Regions from separate parts of the Mus musculus genome. Here region 1 is linked to region 2. A link is a loop called in an ENCODE intact Hi-C map of the cell type or tissue named here. Cell type or tissue: left cerebral cortex. All regions are shown on one strand. Links, peaks and the distances in the headings refer to the core of each region. The heading gives the core; the rest is flanking DNA. Region 1 holds the start of 1810007C17Rik (RIKEN cDNA 1810007C17 gene). Region 2 overlaps 3110039M20Rik (RIKEN cDNA 3110039M20 gene).

Region 1 (8,347 bases), core at 83-8,082, 80 kb after region 2:
AGGCCAGCCTGGTCTACAAAGTGAGTTCCAGGACAGCCAGGGCTATTCAGAGAAACCCTGTCTTGAAAAACAAACAACAACAACAAAAAATCAACTAGTCAGATAATCATATTTTTCAATTTCCAAGTAAGTCTTCAAAAAAGACAATCTGTGATTGGTGAACAAAGAGGTAGTTTCAATTTAAGTACCTTATCTGTGGCATTATGCTTGACCATGAGATACACATAAACATACCACATGTAAATATTTATTCTTCTCTTGTTATTGTAATTATCAAATTTCCCTGGATACATCACCTGCACTAATGACACCTTTGCTAATTGGATGCATATCCTTTGTATAAATGTTAAAAAAAAAAACCCAGCCTGAATAGAGTCATGTGTTTAGTATTCAGGAATAAAGGAACTTTTTAAAAAGCGGGAGAAGCTTGAGAATGAGATGAAAAAGCACAGATCATTCACTTTATTCAGTGTCTTCACAAAACACTGTGATCGGCAACATTCTTTATTCATAGACAATCAATCATTAACTTATTTTTAACTTTCAGAGGTTGTTTGAACTCAGGGCAGCTCCTCTTCAGTACATTACAGCATGTATCTTCAGTACATTACAGCATGTATCTTCAGTACATTACAGCACGTATCTTCAGTACATTACAGCATGTATCTGACTCACTGGATTGAATGTCTTTGGGAGAAAAGGTGCAGTATGATTCAGAATAAAGGAAATTGAGGGAACAAAGCATCATTTCCACTTAAGGAAAAGGTAAAGGTTACATGGATGAAACTTAGTCCTGGATTTGTTTCCCAGGACACTGTCTTATTAATCAACATAAATTTGGAACCACCATTTAATGGCAGAGAAGTTAACAAAGATTTCACTCATTAATTATTCTAAAGAAACAGCACTTTTTAAAGTGTCTGGTTGACACCTCTAGCATAAATTTTGTTATCTTAGGAATTTGCTTCATTCTTTTTATACAGCTATGAATCATTTAATGCCCATTCTTTTAGTATTTAATATCTGAGAGCAGACACTGACAAGGAAATGACCAAAAATCCAAACCTGTGACTAGTACAAAGTAAACAAGGGAAGATTTTGTGTGTGTTCATCTAGTCTGAATGTGAAAAATATTTGTTCTTTTGTCAACTAAGATTCTCTTTGCAAGTTGAAACATTTAGCTCTTTTTAACTGGCTAACCTCTAGAGTAGTGTCAAGGTGTGTTTGAATAAGTCATATGTATCTCCATCTTCTCTTGGTATAAATTTCTATGGCAAATATAAGGTCTCTATGTTTACCTACTCAAATCAAGCAGCTGCAAAATTTAAACATTATATTTTTATATGCAATTTCTAATGAACGATGTGGCTGATTAATGTTCTCATAAATCTATAGCAATCATTCCTTATAGCATTCTTCTTGTATTTATGCTCATGTTTATTAATATTTCATAGGGATCTATATTTTATCGACTTACCAAGACAACAAAAGAGGGTCATGCTTAGAATTTCCAACATTTTTCCCATTCTTTTAATATTAAGCTCCTTTTACAAAAGTATCGTAGCATTTTAAAATGATATGGAGACAGTACTTTCTGGCTTTTAATTCCTATTGATATTATTTCCCTTTAGAAAATGCAATAAATAAAATCAGTGATAATTTGCAATTATAATTAACACTTACCTGAAGAGGAACACCTTTACTATATAGGTAAAGAATTGATAAAAACCTGTAAAGGCAACATTGATAGACAACATATATATTGAATGACTAAATAATTCAATTTAATGAGCACATACTGAGTTGTCAACGTGTGCTGAGTGGTCAAAGGTTGATTGAAAGTCATACAAGAGACTTATCCCGTGAACAAGAGTCAACAACCTAGCCAATAAAACTTTGATAATCACATAAGTATTTAGAAGTCCTGGAATTAAAAACTTTCAGTGTGAACTATTGATACCAAAGAATACTGACTTTTAATTGTTGTTAAATTAATATTCTTGTTGTGAATTGTTTGTTCACTCATAAAATAACACTATTTTTTATTTAATGTGATACACATAACAACTTAAAAATGTTAACCAAGATATATGTGTCTCTTTGAAAATAAAAATGTGCAAAAGGGTTCATAGAGAGATGGCTCAGTGGTTAAGAGCACTTGGTGTTCTTGCAAGAAACACGATTAGGTTCCAAGTACCCACATGGAGGCTAATCATCTGTAATTCCAGTTCCAGGAGATCCATTACCTTTCTATGACCTTTGTAGGTATCAGGCATGCACATTGTACACATGTATACACATAGGCAAAACACCTACACAATTCAGTAAAAAGAACAAGTCTTTTAAGAATGTATGTTTGTGTACTCAAAGAATTAAATTTAAAGATACAACATCAAATCATATGTTTTGAATTCATTTAAAATGATATCTATGTACAAATTATCCATAGCGCTATGCATGGAAGTCATTATTATAGGCTTTAGGTCATAAGAAACATGTTATATGCAATAATGATGCAACCATCAGTGTTCACAACTGAAGGAAATACTGCCTACCATGTGGCCAAAATGTTTTTCACTGAGTCATGGTCGTAAGGGAAATCTTACAAAAACATTGAAAGAAATACTATAGATAGAAATAACTATGCTGCCATTAGGTATGGACGTGAAATATAATAGCACAACTCAAGGGATGAAACTCATCAGGGAATGATGCAGCTGTATCCACTGAACCATCCGTGGTGTGTTCATTCTAATTATTAACGCTGGAGACACATTCTACTCTGAGAACAAATTTGCTTGCAGATTATGTGGCCCTTCAGTACAAAGCAGTGGCTGCCATTGTAACATGATGCATGGTCTCCTTGTGTAGCTGTGCCTGACACACAGTACCACATGATGTCAGTCGGACATGTTGAAATACATGATCATATTAACAATTATTTTGTTATTGCTATTATGGACACTGTTGATGGAAAACACAAAGCAAAAGATTTTGTTGGTAGAAACAGAAAGAGGTAGCACACGAGGGATAGAGTGTGTTTTTCTTGGCTGGTCTTTCACTGCTGTTTTGATTTCATTTTTAGTTTTTGAGGACAACAAGGTAGCTCTATTCTCTATTTAGAATCAAATATGGGATAAATGTCTGTGGATATAGGAAACTAGAAACACAACTTCTGTAAGCTTCTTCATTCCACTCAATTTGACATCAGTGACACTACTAATAAAGTGTGGGTGAAAGTGTGAGGAGGGATTTTGACACAGGGGGCTGTACATTTAAACCTTTACATTTGCATGTTCTGAATTTATAGCATTTGAAACTATGTTAAATATGCGTTTTTGTGTTGAATATTAGAATTCTGCATTTGTCTTCAAAATAGAAGAAAAGGGGAAGGAATAGACATTCCTCAATGAGCATAAGAGATGGAGGAGGAGGCTAAAAAGTTCTCAGTTCCTAAGCATATTTGTTTTATTATAGATAATTGCACATTACTAAAACTTTTAGTTTTAAAAAATATCAAATAGATTTAATTTGTTGTAAAACAAACATTTTGTGGTATATTTTACACTTTTCTAAAGTTTGCATATGTCACATGGCAAGTCTTGTTAGACATATAGCATCCACCAATTAAATTAATATGTCCAGTGTTACACAACTCGTCAGAACAGAAAGTATATATTCATGTCATTAATATTTTTAATAAGAAAATTACATTTTGATGTCCGTAAAATGTTACCTTTTCTTAAATAAAATATGTAAACTGGATATTTCTCCAACACACTGGTCCATAGAACTTTTACTGAAACTCACTGAAATTTAAACCACTGTGTCTCTATTTGCTCTGTGCAACCAAGGAACTAAGACACTCTTGACTTTGAGGAAGAGTAGTAAATGACTATAAGGGTGAGATATGAAATAAATAATAAGTAAATTAGCAAATGTTTAATAAAACAATTAGCTCTGCCCCAGGGTTCTGCAGTAGCTTATGAATCCTTACCAGTAGTAGTTTACAGCTGTAACTTTCAGATATAATAGGAAGCTGAATCTTCTACAGGCAATGAAACAGATGATCAAATTCACAAGGGATTGCGTCAGGCTTTTTCCAGTACTAAAGAAACATATTAATCCTTGTCACTGTTTTCAGAAACGCTGTGACAGAAATAAACCTGTACTGTAACTTGGCCCTTTTAATGAGCTTCTGCAGTGTGGGCTTTTCACTCAGCACCTGAAAAACACAACAAAACACCTTTTATATTAAAGATGTGAGGTTTGCTGCTGGCTAAATTTGTACACACAAGTCTATAAACCAGTGCTCAGCCAGCTGGGAAGCAAGAAAGCAAATTCAGATTCTGCCATGAACTTCACAGACCAATTATCTACTTGGAATCATGGGAGTTTAACAAACAAATACCAGCCCCCGCTGAGCCTTTTCAGGCCAGCAGCTTATGGGTGATTCAGTAGCATCTGAGGCTTTTAGACTGATCAATTCTTAATCACAAAGCGCAAAAATTATTCTCAGACTCATGTCAGTTTCTTTGGACACCTTTGTTAACAATCTGCTTCAAATCATTTTTTTTTTAAGAAACTGCAGACACTGTTTTTATTGACTCCCCACTTGTAAAATGTTTATAGCTTGTTAATTTATATTTACCCCTTTACTTTTGCCTGCAAATCAACATCACTTAGCACAGTTTGGTTACACTTTGTCCAAAGGAAATTACAGAAGCCTGCTATGGGGCTAAAATGAAGGAAAGCTGCGGGAAAATCAATGCACTGCTGATTAAACAGATCGTAGCAAATTCACGGCTGTATGCTACAGCATGGAGACAGACAGTGTGATGCCTATCTAGCAGTTAATGCGCTCTGCGTCAGGTGAAGACAATTTCAGAACAAGGCAAAATCACCCAGAGAAGCAAGAACTGCCTCACCCAAGAACGCGAGTGTTTGGACGAAACTTACATTCCTTTTAAGCCAGTGCTTCACTGGGGAAATTAAAGTCACTTGGATGTTTGAAGAAATAAAACATTGTGGTGTGGTGTATCTTTAACTGTGATATTTTTACCATGAAAAGAATCATGTCATGGCAAAATACTCCCTCTGATCACAAGTCAGACTGTTTTTCCCTTTTCTCTTTTTATGGAATTTTAAGATTATTGACATTTTCTTTGTAGAATATCAATTAAAAATTTGTCTCTGGCCAAAATGAGATTGTTTATAGAGCATATCTGTATTAGTCATTGTATCTAATGAACATGTTCTAAAGAACTGAAATGCATGACTATTTTCTTATATTAAAATACAAGAATAAACAGAGAATCAGCCAGGTGTAAAAAGAAAATGCAGTTCATACATAATTAATTAAAATATATTGGGAATGCACAATATGAACGCAGGCTGGATACAAAGATAGCATATGTTTTCAAATCATTGTCAAGAGATAACCTTGGGATTACAAAGAGCTGTGTGCTGTTGTGGTTGTAGGTAAGGAACTCTGAGTTGTGGAAATCTGTTTAGGTTTCTGTGAGGCCAGGCTTTAGGTTATGTAGAAAAGTATGTGTGTCCTAAGTCAAGATCAGAGGTAGTGCCCTGTTTTAAACCAGTGTGAACTGCTCTGTGGCAAACTGAGTGTAAATGAAAGAAATTGGAAAAAATAACAAAAAAACCCAATGTTAAATATAATTATGTAATATAAATGTAAAATGTAAAATGAAAAATGTAATGAGAAGATATGATATCTCCACTCTTTTTCATTTTATATGAACATTTATGTAGCAACCTGCCATCTCTTCTTTGCCACAATTTGGTCCCATATTTTATCTTGTGACACCAGGGTAAAGTCTGTGGCACTACTGGCTGTTATTTATTTGCAATAACTAGGGCTTTGATAGGTTATGTTATTCTGGCAGATACGTTTCACTAGTAAGTCTTCACATTAAAATTCATACTTGGGAAATTTTTGTTCTAGACATCGGAGCCAACTTATTCTCAATCGTTGATGTTTTTAATCTTCTTCTTTTCAAAATATCAAAGTCTTTCAAATGGTAGCATGGTTATGCTCGTTGCCAAATTCCATGTGTTAAAATGAAGGTGTTTTTGAGTCATCAAAGCTTATAAAAAGACCTTTAACAAGTAAACAGCTTTCCTCCTTAAAAAAAAAAAAAACCTGGAAGATGTGGTATAAGAAAACACATTCATGGACACCATATGTGAACCAAGTTTTATGTCAAGATTTTGAGATTTATTTTGAGGATTCCTAGAAAATTAGGGACTTAACATTACTGATTGAAGAGGTCTACTCTGTATCACTCTTTTCACTTGTGTGCATGTGTCGAGTGTCATGTGTGTGTTGTGTATGTGTTGTGTATGTGTTGTGTGTGTGTCTATTTGTTGTGTATGTTGGGTATGTGTTGGTGTGTTGTATATGTATTGTGTGTATTGTGTTGTGTTTGTGTGTTTTGTGTGCATGTGTGCACGAGTATGTGCAAACGTACATGCATGTATAAAACTGAAGGCCTCTTGCTTTGATTATTCTATTGAAAATATCAATAGACAAACTTGTTTAGAAGAAGAAAGTGCAAAAGGTGTTCAGTAGCTTCAGAATGTGAAGAGCAACCATCAGTTCAGCATTTCCTTGTCAGCTCATCACTTTCTCGTGTTGCAGATCAACATTTTTTATGTGAAAAGTTCAAAATGAAGAGCTCATTCAATACAGAGTAGAAAATGCCTTTGTTATACCACAATAACAAAGCAATGAGCATCAAAGAAAAAGAATGCATTGTAGATAATACCTAAAAATTCTTTTGTTTGAAACTCATATTGGTTTAGTGGGTTGCATATTTTTAGATTATTCTGTTCTTTGTGGAAATCAAAAACTTAAATTGAAGAAATATTAGGACAAGAGGTAATGGGCAAAGTCTGAATATTATAACTATAAATGTCTTAATTGAAATAATTAACCAAGATTCAAAATTTCAGTAGATATTTTTAAGATTTTTACAGTTCCAGTAAGTTAACAACTGTTGTTTGTAAACACACATTACTTTATTCAAAATCTATAGACTACATGAATCTGATAGTTGGCAGGGGTTTGAGTTCCCATTGGTAGAAACCTAAGTTTTCTTATTAATACATGGTAATTTATCACCATTAAGTATATGATCCCTCTGGAAAAAATTGATGCACATTGCTCTCTAGACTATAATTTCAGAGCTCATGATATTAATCTTTAATTAAATTATAGTTATTTTAGAAATATATGTCCTTAATTAAATTATAGCATGCATATGAAGAAGAAATGACTATGGTATGATTAAAACATGGTTTAAAATATACTACTGTAATTTGAATGCTGTCTGTCATCACTGAAGTATGACTAACAAGGCTTTAGAAATGACTAGAAAGTCAACTGAAAAGATGCCAAGTAAAACTATTGTGCTCTTTAAAACAGTGCATTAAATTTTTTGGACAGTTTCTTTATTAAATCTAAATATACTTCTTATAGGGCATACAGTATTACATTTCTAAATTAATTGCCATATTCTCATTTGTTAAAGAATTCACTCCATGTGAAAAGCAAAGTCTCACTAGATGTGAATTTTACACTGCGCTAGATCAATCCCAATACCAGTAAATGGATATTATTAAACAGCATGGGGTAGTGCAAACTGGGAAAGAAAACTTGTAGTGTGCTGCCTTTGAGCAGACCTGGCTTGCATGCTGTGACAGGGCAATTGTCGACATGCTTTTTCATGCCAATCTGCAGCTTTTTCAACTCTAGATGCTATGGCAACCAGGGTTTAACAGACTAAGCAGCTAACAAGCTTCCCTGATGGAATTGTCTGGTTGTGTGATTGCCTTGTCTTAGGGAAAATATAAAATAGAATGAAGACGTTTGTGGACATTTGTCAAACTGATTATAATTTGGACAGTTGAATCATAATTGTCTGTTGTGTGCTGTACAGTAGTGACATATGCTATTTTCCACGTTCCATGCAGAGCACACCAGTGCATTCCCAGATAGGATTCATCTCCTTTGGGAACAATGGATCTGGGATGCTGTTGGTTCCCTGAAACATGGCAGTCCACATCTCCCTCCAGATCACCTGCAAAACAAAGTACATAGAACAGTGTGTATACACACACACATACACACACACACACACATACACATATATATATATATGTACTATTTGAGAAGCTTATGTTTAATTTGAGCTATATTTGTATGAAATATAATGAATACAACTTGATGCAAAAAGATATTTCTCTTCTAGCATAAGTTGTAGATCAAAATATGCAAGTGAATTAATTTTTATTTATGATTGGGCATAATTTTAGTTCTTTGGGA
Region 2 (8,347 bases), core at 280-8,279:
TGAGGTTTGCAAATCCATTTATGGGTTTCACAAAGCTTCTGTACCCCATAACATCGTAGGTAGATAAAGTTTGATATTTGGTCAACAGTATTCATTTCTTTATTAAAGATGGAAAGTGTGCCATAGCCCACTGTCTGTATATTCATCGGTTCTTAACATGTTAATCTGTTCAGAAAGTTGAGAAGCTGGGTATGTAGTATAAGAAGCCATAAATATGGAACCTCAGACTTGTTCACTTAACTTTTAGCTACATATCTGTGTATATGTGTTTCTGACCATCTATGTCACTTTTGTTTATGCATAACTACTAGCAACTTTTTGAACTAATTGACCTAAAACAGAGAGCTGAGGTATTTGACAAAGTCTTAACAAACTCACTAAACTTTGATATTATAGTTACTAGTTTTTTTCATACACATTTGTCAATTAAACCTCACGTAGATAAAATAAAGATACTAAAATTCTGCTTCCATTATTAAATTTTCAAAAGATAAATAGGGGCTTGGAGATTTTGCCTGGTATGTAGTAAATTTCTGTATCAGATTATATCACAATATCTTTTGTTATTAAATAATATTTAACAAAAATTTATAATATTTGAATTATAGTTATCTTAATGTGCTGATGGACTAGAAGTATTTTAAGAGCCACTGAAAGAAAGTATCCATTTTGGTTTTAGATGTACAAACAGCAAAACTAGAGGGTGCGCCTGTTTTTATGTGTATATGTGTAGTTAAAGAACTATACTATCAAAACATTAATTATATTTGAAAGAGCAGGAACTTATTGTAAGGAAAAGTTCACTGCTGGGTTTCTATTCCATAGAGCATCCCTGAGAGGGGTGAGTTTGTCTCCTTGTCTTACAGTATGCTTCCTTTTCAGAGAGAATCATAAGAGGAGCAGAGAGAAGGAAAAGGCTGATTTGGAGGGGAGAGATCTTATATGCTAGGATGGTCCTGAGCACAGGGAATCCATGTGAAAAATCTGGTGACATGGGGGTCATTCATCACATCTTTGTTCTCTGCTTTAAAAAAATGGTTTGTAAGTCTATCAAACAGATTACTGATAATCTGGGGGGGGGAGTGATTGGGTGACTAAAATATATATCAGTTATCATAGTCTTGATCTCCCAAGTCCTCGTTATTTCACAGATGCAAAAACTTGGTGTCCAAAATTTAGATTTTCTTCCTTCTAAATTCTACATCGTTATGAATCATCTATGATCATTTATAGTTTGGGCTTAATTACTAGTTCTCAGCCTTAAATTACCAATAAACTAATTAATCTGACTAATCTTCCTAAACTCCCAGTGAATACTATAACAACCACAACAAGAAAAGTAACAAACCTGCAACAATGTTGCCAAATAAACTATTAATAATGACAAACTTAAGTTCCATAGCAGAAGTTAACTTAAAATAATTCTAAGGCTAGCAGGAAGAAAATCAAACCCACTTCAGCCTTAGATTTATGTTACATGGGAGGTTGAGCATTCAGCCAAGTTCATGTTTTGCTCACGAATGATTTCTGTCTAGATAAACTCAAGTTTCTGAAGAAAGACTCCCTTAGTAGGTCCTGGTAAATGTTACTGAGTGCTTCTATATTCAGACTCCATCGTGGCTATGGACATGTTCCCCTGAAGATGTATGTCATTCTTAAAGCAGTCTGGAACAGAGGTAGACATGTGAAGGGTTCTTGAGTGGAGGACTAGGGTATCATCTCCCTAGATCACTTATGGTCAGTAGCAAAGTCATGGTATTTAGAAACTATGTTCACAAAGCCAAGGAAATTAATAAGAGTTTTAAGTGTCCAGTGAAGTCAGAGATCATGGATCTACTCTGTAAAGCTAGACATAGCATCTTAGCATCAGTATCTCTTCCCACCCCAGAATGAATTCTTTTGATTGCTTTAGGAACAGGCAGATGTAAAGAAGATTAAAGAAAGTAGATTTAGTGGTAGTAGTCTTCGCCCGTGGTCTAGCTAGGAAAGCAAAACCCATTTCTCCATGTACAAGAGATGCTTCTCTGGCATCTATCCATGTTGGTTGAGCAAATGGTAGCTCAGTCCTAGGTGGAAAAAGTCTGTTAGTAGGTCTACACTTAAACTACTCTAACATCATCTCAGTCTAATATTCTTCCTGTCTACTGAACACCACTTTCACCCTCCACAAAAAGGGAAATGAAATAAAATGAAGGAATTAAAAGGTATGGGGTTAGATTTGGCATTTAGCATTTTAGCATTTGGCATTCAGACACATGTTAATTCTCAAGCAGGTGGTTTATTATTGCCCCCTTTTATTGAGAAGAGAGGGCAGCTGGTTAGGAGAGGAAGGGCAGTTGTGGGAAAGGAAAACAGACACTAAGGTAGAAATCCCTTGTCAGTTCAGCACCTATGGCCACATGAAGAGAGATCTGAGTCACAGGATGGATTGGTGTAAGATTAGCTGCATGCATGTGACCCTAGCAATGTACAATAAAGCAGACCCTAGACTCTTAAAAAGGTAAACAAACAAACAGAAAACAAAAACAAAGACATAAATATCAGTAGCCAGTTTGTGTTCTGGAAACATTTATTTATTTATTTATTTATTTATTTATTTATTTATTTATTTATTTATTTATGTGAGATATTTCCTTCAAACCTCAGTGAACACACAATCCACAACAGAAATATTAAAAGAAGGAAGCAAGGGAGGGGACAGGCACAGCCCCCATTGCTTTAGTTCTTTGTGATCTTTGCTGTTTATGGAAGGAGACTGAGCACCCTTTTACATTTCCTCATAGCCTTTTCATTTTAATGAAAACATTTCCAGTTTGTGAGAACGTTATTTCATTAAATTTCAGCAAAGAAAGAGATGCTTTCATTTCGGAGAATAAATTCACTGCAGTGATGTTCAGTTCTCATGCATCTCTGTACGTCTGCAGTGGGATGTGGCAGATTTGGGTGCTAGTAGATCCACATTTCAGTGGCACCTCAGAATTTCTCAATGCTTGGAGTTTAATAGCCCACTGAATTCACCCCAATTCCTCTGTAAATATACTTCTGCAACTTAAAATAAAACAAGAACATCTCATATTTAATTACAATCAAAATAATGTCTTAAGGAGGATATTTTGTTACCATGGTTCTTTTATTAAGAATTGTGCCTTTTATTAAGAAATAGAACTATCACTTGTTTCAGTAAGAAAATTAAGGGAAGTGATCATTACTAAAACATGGCTCTCAATTCGATTACATATACTCACTAAATATGGCTTTGGAAGAACTTATTTTCTAATATCTTGTATTTTATTTTATATGACTGAGAACTTCTGAACCAAAACTGGAATGTGCAACTGAGAATAACTACATTTAATGATTCTCTGGTGATGATATTTGATGTAAATAAAAACTGAAAGCATTTATTTTAGTGTTACCAGTATGCAGATACTCTTGTGCCTGTAAAGTTTACAAACCTATTTAATTAAATTAATAAGCTTCTATAGCCCAATACCTTAATAAATTTTTAGTCAACAGAAACCATATATTTAAATGCTTATTCATATCCAATGTATGCCAAACTAAATGTACCAAGCATTGCTTATTTCATGCAAATTAAAAGTCAAATAAATATTAGCATTTCTTTTAAAGTACTGGTAATTGAGATTTACTTGAAATCTGCAGATACTGAAGGAAATCTTTGCAGATGCATCTTTATATTGTGAGCAAATATAGATTTTTCTTCCATACTGGGACATGGAGGAGTGAAGAATTAGAGTTGAGTTTCCTGGAATGAAGCTTTTCTTTTAGCAGTAAGCCAAGACATACAAATTCCATCCATTATTCACACTCTATTAAATAAAAGAAACATACATTTTCACAGGCAGGAGTAAGTCCAGGTCAAAAAGAATGAATTGTTTCAAATGTTGCTAACGGTTTTTCCCAACAAAGAATTTTTTCAAGGAGGGTGCAACCAGATCTGTTGTAACTGGCAAAACAAAACATGAAGGTTATGCTGTGGGGATTTAGTGGCTCCATTGGCTGAATATTTGCGAGGCACAGCATTGCTCTGAGTAAGGTTGTGCAATTCTCTTTTATTCTTGAGGACAGGCAGATGCTCAGAGGTGTCTATGTGCAAAGGTCTTGGTTACTGCTAACTTGAAAGATTTTTCAGGACGCAAGAGGATAAAAAAAATGCATGTTTATTGTCTTTTAAAACACACTTTCCATTAGGCTGTGGCTTCCAGCCCTGGCTTCACAGCCGGCAGCTAGCTTTCAGGAAAATGGGGCTCTGGTGTAGTAGCGCAGTTAATGAGGAAAGGATGGCTAGGAAACCCCAACTTATAACCCCATCAAGGGAATTCTCATTGGCAGACACACTAGGAAATGGTACCTCAAAAAGGGTCGTGGGAAGATGGTAATTTTCTTTAGGTGAGTTTTGGAAAGATGCTAAGTGAAATACTGTTTAGGCGATGGGATTAATCGCGCAGCTTACATCGAATGTGCCGGAAATCATGCTCTGTGCAAATGAAAATGAAGGAGTTTTATGCATATTCTAATTTTCCCTCTTTGGCTGCTATTTTGGAGGAAAAGGCTTCTTTTGCTGATGGTGGGACTTTTTTGTTCTGCACAGGAAATGTGTAAATGAACACATTTTTCCCCCTGTTTTTCCTTTCCATTTCCCTCCTCCACTCTCCCCCTCCCTTTGTCAATAACCACATGTAGTTAGGATACTGAGTTCAGATTCTGAGCCCTGACTGCTTTCCCTTTCCAGGTAAGCAGGCAACAGACCCATTGGCAGACCCCTGGGGTCATTAGGCTTGGCCTTTGGGAATGGAAGTGAAGTTTCTATAATACTGAGGTGGAGGATTTGTAGTAGCAACTTCGTCTGGAATCTCTTCTCACTTTAGATCCTACCGGAGCTTATAAACAATGTGGTGGAAGTGCCCTGACTATTAAGACTAGTAAGGGGAGTGATTTTTAATTATACCGTGACAAGCAAGCGACTTTCTACTTCCATTTTCATAAGCCAATCATCTACTGGGGCTTAGTTAATAGGGGCTCTTGGCGATCCTCTGGCGGACTTTGTGCGAACTCCTGAACCGAGCTAGTGAAGGGTGTGTGGAGACTGAGGGCGGGAGAGAGAGGGTTGCTGAAAGGAAAGGGGTTGCTCCCTCCATCCCCTCCTGCGCTGGGCAGGCTTTTCAAAACTAATTCAGGGTAGGGCGGGGCGAGGGAAGACGCCAACAGACTTGAGTTTCTCCCTTTTCAGTCTCTGGATAAACAAAACCTCGGGAACAATCTTCTTCCCAGTTTAGACTGAAAAGCGTGGCGCGACTCGAGCCCGCGCGCTCTTGCGCTCTACCGCGCCTCGGGAAGCAGGGCGCCGGGCTCCACGGTCCGGCCGGGCCTCCGCGCTCTCCTCGCGGCCCTTGGGGAGCCTCCCGGCCCGGCCTGTTGGCGCTGGACGGTCCCTGGACCCAAGGACCCTCGCGGCGGAACCCAGCCATCCTCCAGCCCTGGCTCCCCGAGCTCGGACGCAGCTCGCTAAGGCGCCTGGCGCTGTCTGCCAAGTGCCGGGAGACCCTCCGGCCGCGTGCCCGGGGCTCCGCAAGGAGGAACCGCTGGGAAAGGCCGGAGCGGGCGCCCGGAGAAGGCCTGCGGCGACGCCGCCGGGGCCTGGAACCCTCCGGCGGCGGGCTTCTCGGTCGTCTAGCGGCACCGCCCCTCCTCCGCAGGTCCTCACCGGACCTTCGGCCAGCCCGGTCCCCGGCCTGGGGGGTTCGCTCCTCTCTCTCTCTTCTCACAACAGTCACGTGGCTGAAGGGTGGTTTGGGCACCGGGAGGCTCCTTCCTCCTGGCTGGTGGTGATGTCTTAAACTTTTCCTCTCCAGTTGTTTATATATAGTTTCGGCTTTCTTTAAATGCCTTCACTTCCTAAGTGAGCAGAAGGGAGCTCAAGGCTGAAAGAAAAGGCCCAACGAGAAGGAAATCACTTCTGACTTTTCAGACCTTTTCACTTGCCCCTTTCTCCACCGCGGGCCCAGGATTCACACCAGCAGCTGAGGTTTAGACCTCTTCCTTCATTGGGGCCTAGACCAGTGTCTGCACTTAAGCCTTCCCAGTAAATGGCTGGGTAAGGGATGGCTTCCTTAGACAGGATGCCCTCACTTTGAGGGTGCAGTTTTTTTTTTTCCTTACTCAGCTGAAAGGCAGATAAACACATATGTGTTATCTTGGTGTTATTTATGAAGCTATGCCCCCAAGGGGAGCGGCTAAAGTTTTGGAAATATTTTTCTTGGTTATATATATATATATATATATATATATATATATGCTTTGAATTTTAGGATGATGAAGTTAATCTTAAGGCATTTCCTTTACATTTTGCTGTCTTTTGAAAACAAATTTACTTCTTTAATAAGAGGTGAAGAATACCTTGCAAAAGGAAGTTAATCTCTCATAGAAACGACAAGATTTCTTACCTTCTCCTGCTGCTCTATTACAATTGGACACTTTTTAAACTGACTCACTTTCTTTGTTGTGTCTTTTGCATCATTTAATGATTCTTGTTCTTTAGAATAACACTTATCTTTTGAATATCATAAACATATTTTTATAACCAGGCAAGCAATTTTAGGTTTGGAAATTTGTAAGTCTAAATTCAGTCAGTCGATATATATTAAGAACATATTCTACTGAGCACCAATTGTGTAATCCATGGACTGTTCCCTAGAGCATTTTAGGTCCCACTCTCATTGATTGTAAAATAGTGAAATTATATAACCAATGAGCTAATAAGCATGAAACTAATTTGAAAGGTTATAATTGCTAATCAAATGTAAAGCATATTTATTAGCATCATTATTAAAAGGTGCCAGAGGGATACAGATAAAACCTGTTCCTATCCTCTGGGAACTTACAATCTAGTTGGGCATAAATAATGAAATGTAAATTGATAGAAATAGCTACCAAGCAATGTTCAGTGTCTGGCATAGTGAAGACAGTCAGAAAATGATTGCCTCACATAAATTTGTAGTCCTGCCATTTTTAAACAGAAATATAATACTGTAAGTAAAGGAAGGATTAATTAGGACCATTTTTCATGTAAAATAAATTTGTCCTTCATACGTCACATGTGAGGACTGGGAGCATGTAAGCTGTTTGTATGTGAGGAATAAGGTGGTATTGAGTGTGGGATATGAAAAATCAACACACAGATGAATGTGTAGCAAAACTTACAGGACCCTTATTATTGGCACATTTCTATAAAATTTTTAATACTTAGTTGTATGCATGGAGCATGTTCACGTGAATGAAGGTACACATGGAAGCCAGAGGAATACAGATCTCTCTGAAGATGGAGTTACAAGCGGCTGTGAGCTACATACAACATGGTGCTGAGAACCAGACAGGGTTCTCTGGAAGAGCAGCATTTGCCCTTAACTTCTGGGCCATCTCTTCAACCCTCTCATACTTACTTTTGAATGATTCTATCTAAATACCGAACATAAAGAAAATGTAAGAGGAATAAGAAAAGATTCAGGTCAAATTCTGGAGCATGATATTGCTAGAAAAGGCTTCTCATTAAAGTTAACATCGAATCCCTGACTCTTTGTGTACACTGAAATGATAAACCCAAACATGAGCATATATTCAAATACATAGAGAGCTATATTACCCTAGAATCATATTACTTCCCACTTATTCTTCACTACCAGCAGCCATGGAGAGGACTGATGTAGATGTGTGGGAATAAATCTTGAGATATTGCTAGAGACTGAGACCGAGAGATTGAGATTGAGATACTGGCTGGGCTCAAGTTGTGTTTGGCATTTAGCATTTATACCTACATTCATTCAAAGCGATTTTCAACTATGAGTGAATTTGTCCTCCTACTGTATCCATCCTCTCTAGATGTTTTGGTTTTTATCTACAGAAAAAAGTTAATTATAGCAACTACAGGGGTTGGGGTGTCATTGGCATCTGGTAGGTAAAGTTGCTGGATGCTACTAAGCACCCCTACAAGTCATATTTTATCCCCACACAACCTCAAATTCTTCTATCCAACCTATCACTGGAACCCAGGTTAAACAGTCTTCAGGCCTGATAATATTTAGGATCTCTACACTGGAAGTCCTGGGATTTAAGTTTTATTTTAGTAACATTTTCAATTAAAAAATTTACTGTTTTGCACAGTAAAAAAAAAAAAAAAATCAAAGAAGGCAACATCTTTGGACTTGCCCTGAGGCTTTAGATAGGGGAAAAACTAGGAGGGTACCTGCTGAGATCTGAGGTTTCCTTATTTATTTATTTATTTATTTATTTATTTATTTATTTATTATAAGAACAAAGGTAGAAATCTTCT

What was found. Hi-C counts contacts between places; a loop is a spot of excess contacts. Peaks named below come from ENCODE experiments on the same cell type or tissue, not always from the same donor. Only the 100,000 strongest peaks of a DNase experiment are listed, where the experiment ranks them.
Region 1: a loop joins it to region 2, with 4 times the contacts of the local background. A loop is called at or near these places in 3 of 42 quality-filtered maps.

The regions. Positions count from the first base shown.
Region 1 is chr12:49,476,533-49,484,879 of GRCm38, forward strand. It overlaps 1810007C17Rik (RIKEN cDNA 1810007C17 gene), which reads right to left and starts at 4,330. Exons shown (of 3, transcript NR_045472.1): 1 at 3,998-4,330; 2 at 1,478-1,625; 3 at 461-687. In left cerebral cortex, for the core only: no CTCF peak of the experiment used is centred there; DNase peaks (open chromatin) are centred at 4,296, 4,819 and 6,048; H3K4me3 peaks cover 350 bases; H3K27ac peaks cover 1,638 bases.
Region 2 is chr12:49,395,988-49,404,334 of GRCm38, forward strand. All of the region lies in intron 2 of 3110039M20Rik (RIKEN cDNA 3110039M20 gene), which reads left to right. Among named protein-coding and RNA genes, the nearest start is that of 3110039M20Rik, 11 kb to the left of the region's middle. In left cerebral cortex, for the core only: a CTCF peak has its summit at 5,053; no DNase peak of the experiment used is centred there; H3K4me3 peaks cover 2,428 bases; H3K27ac peaks cover 6,806 bases.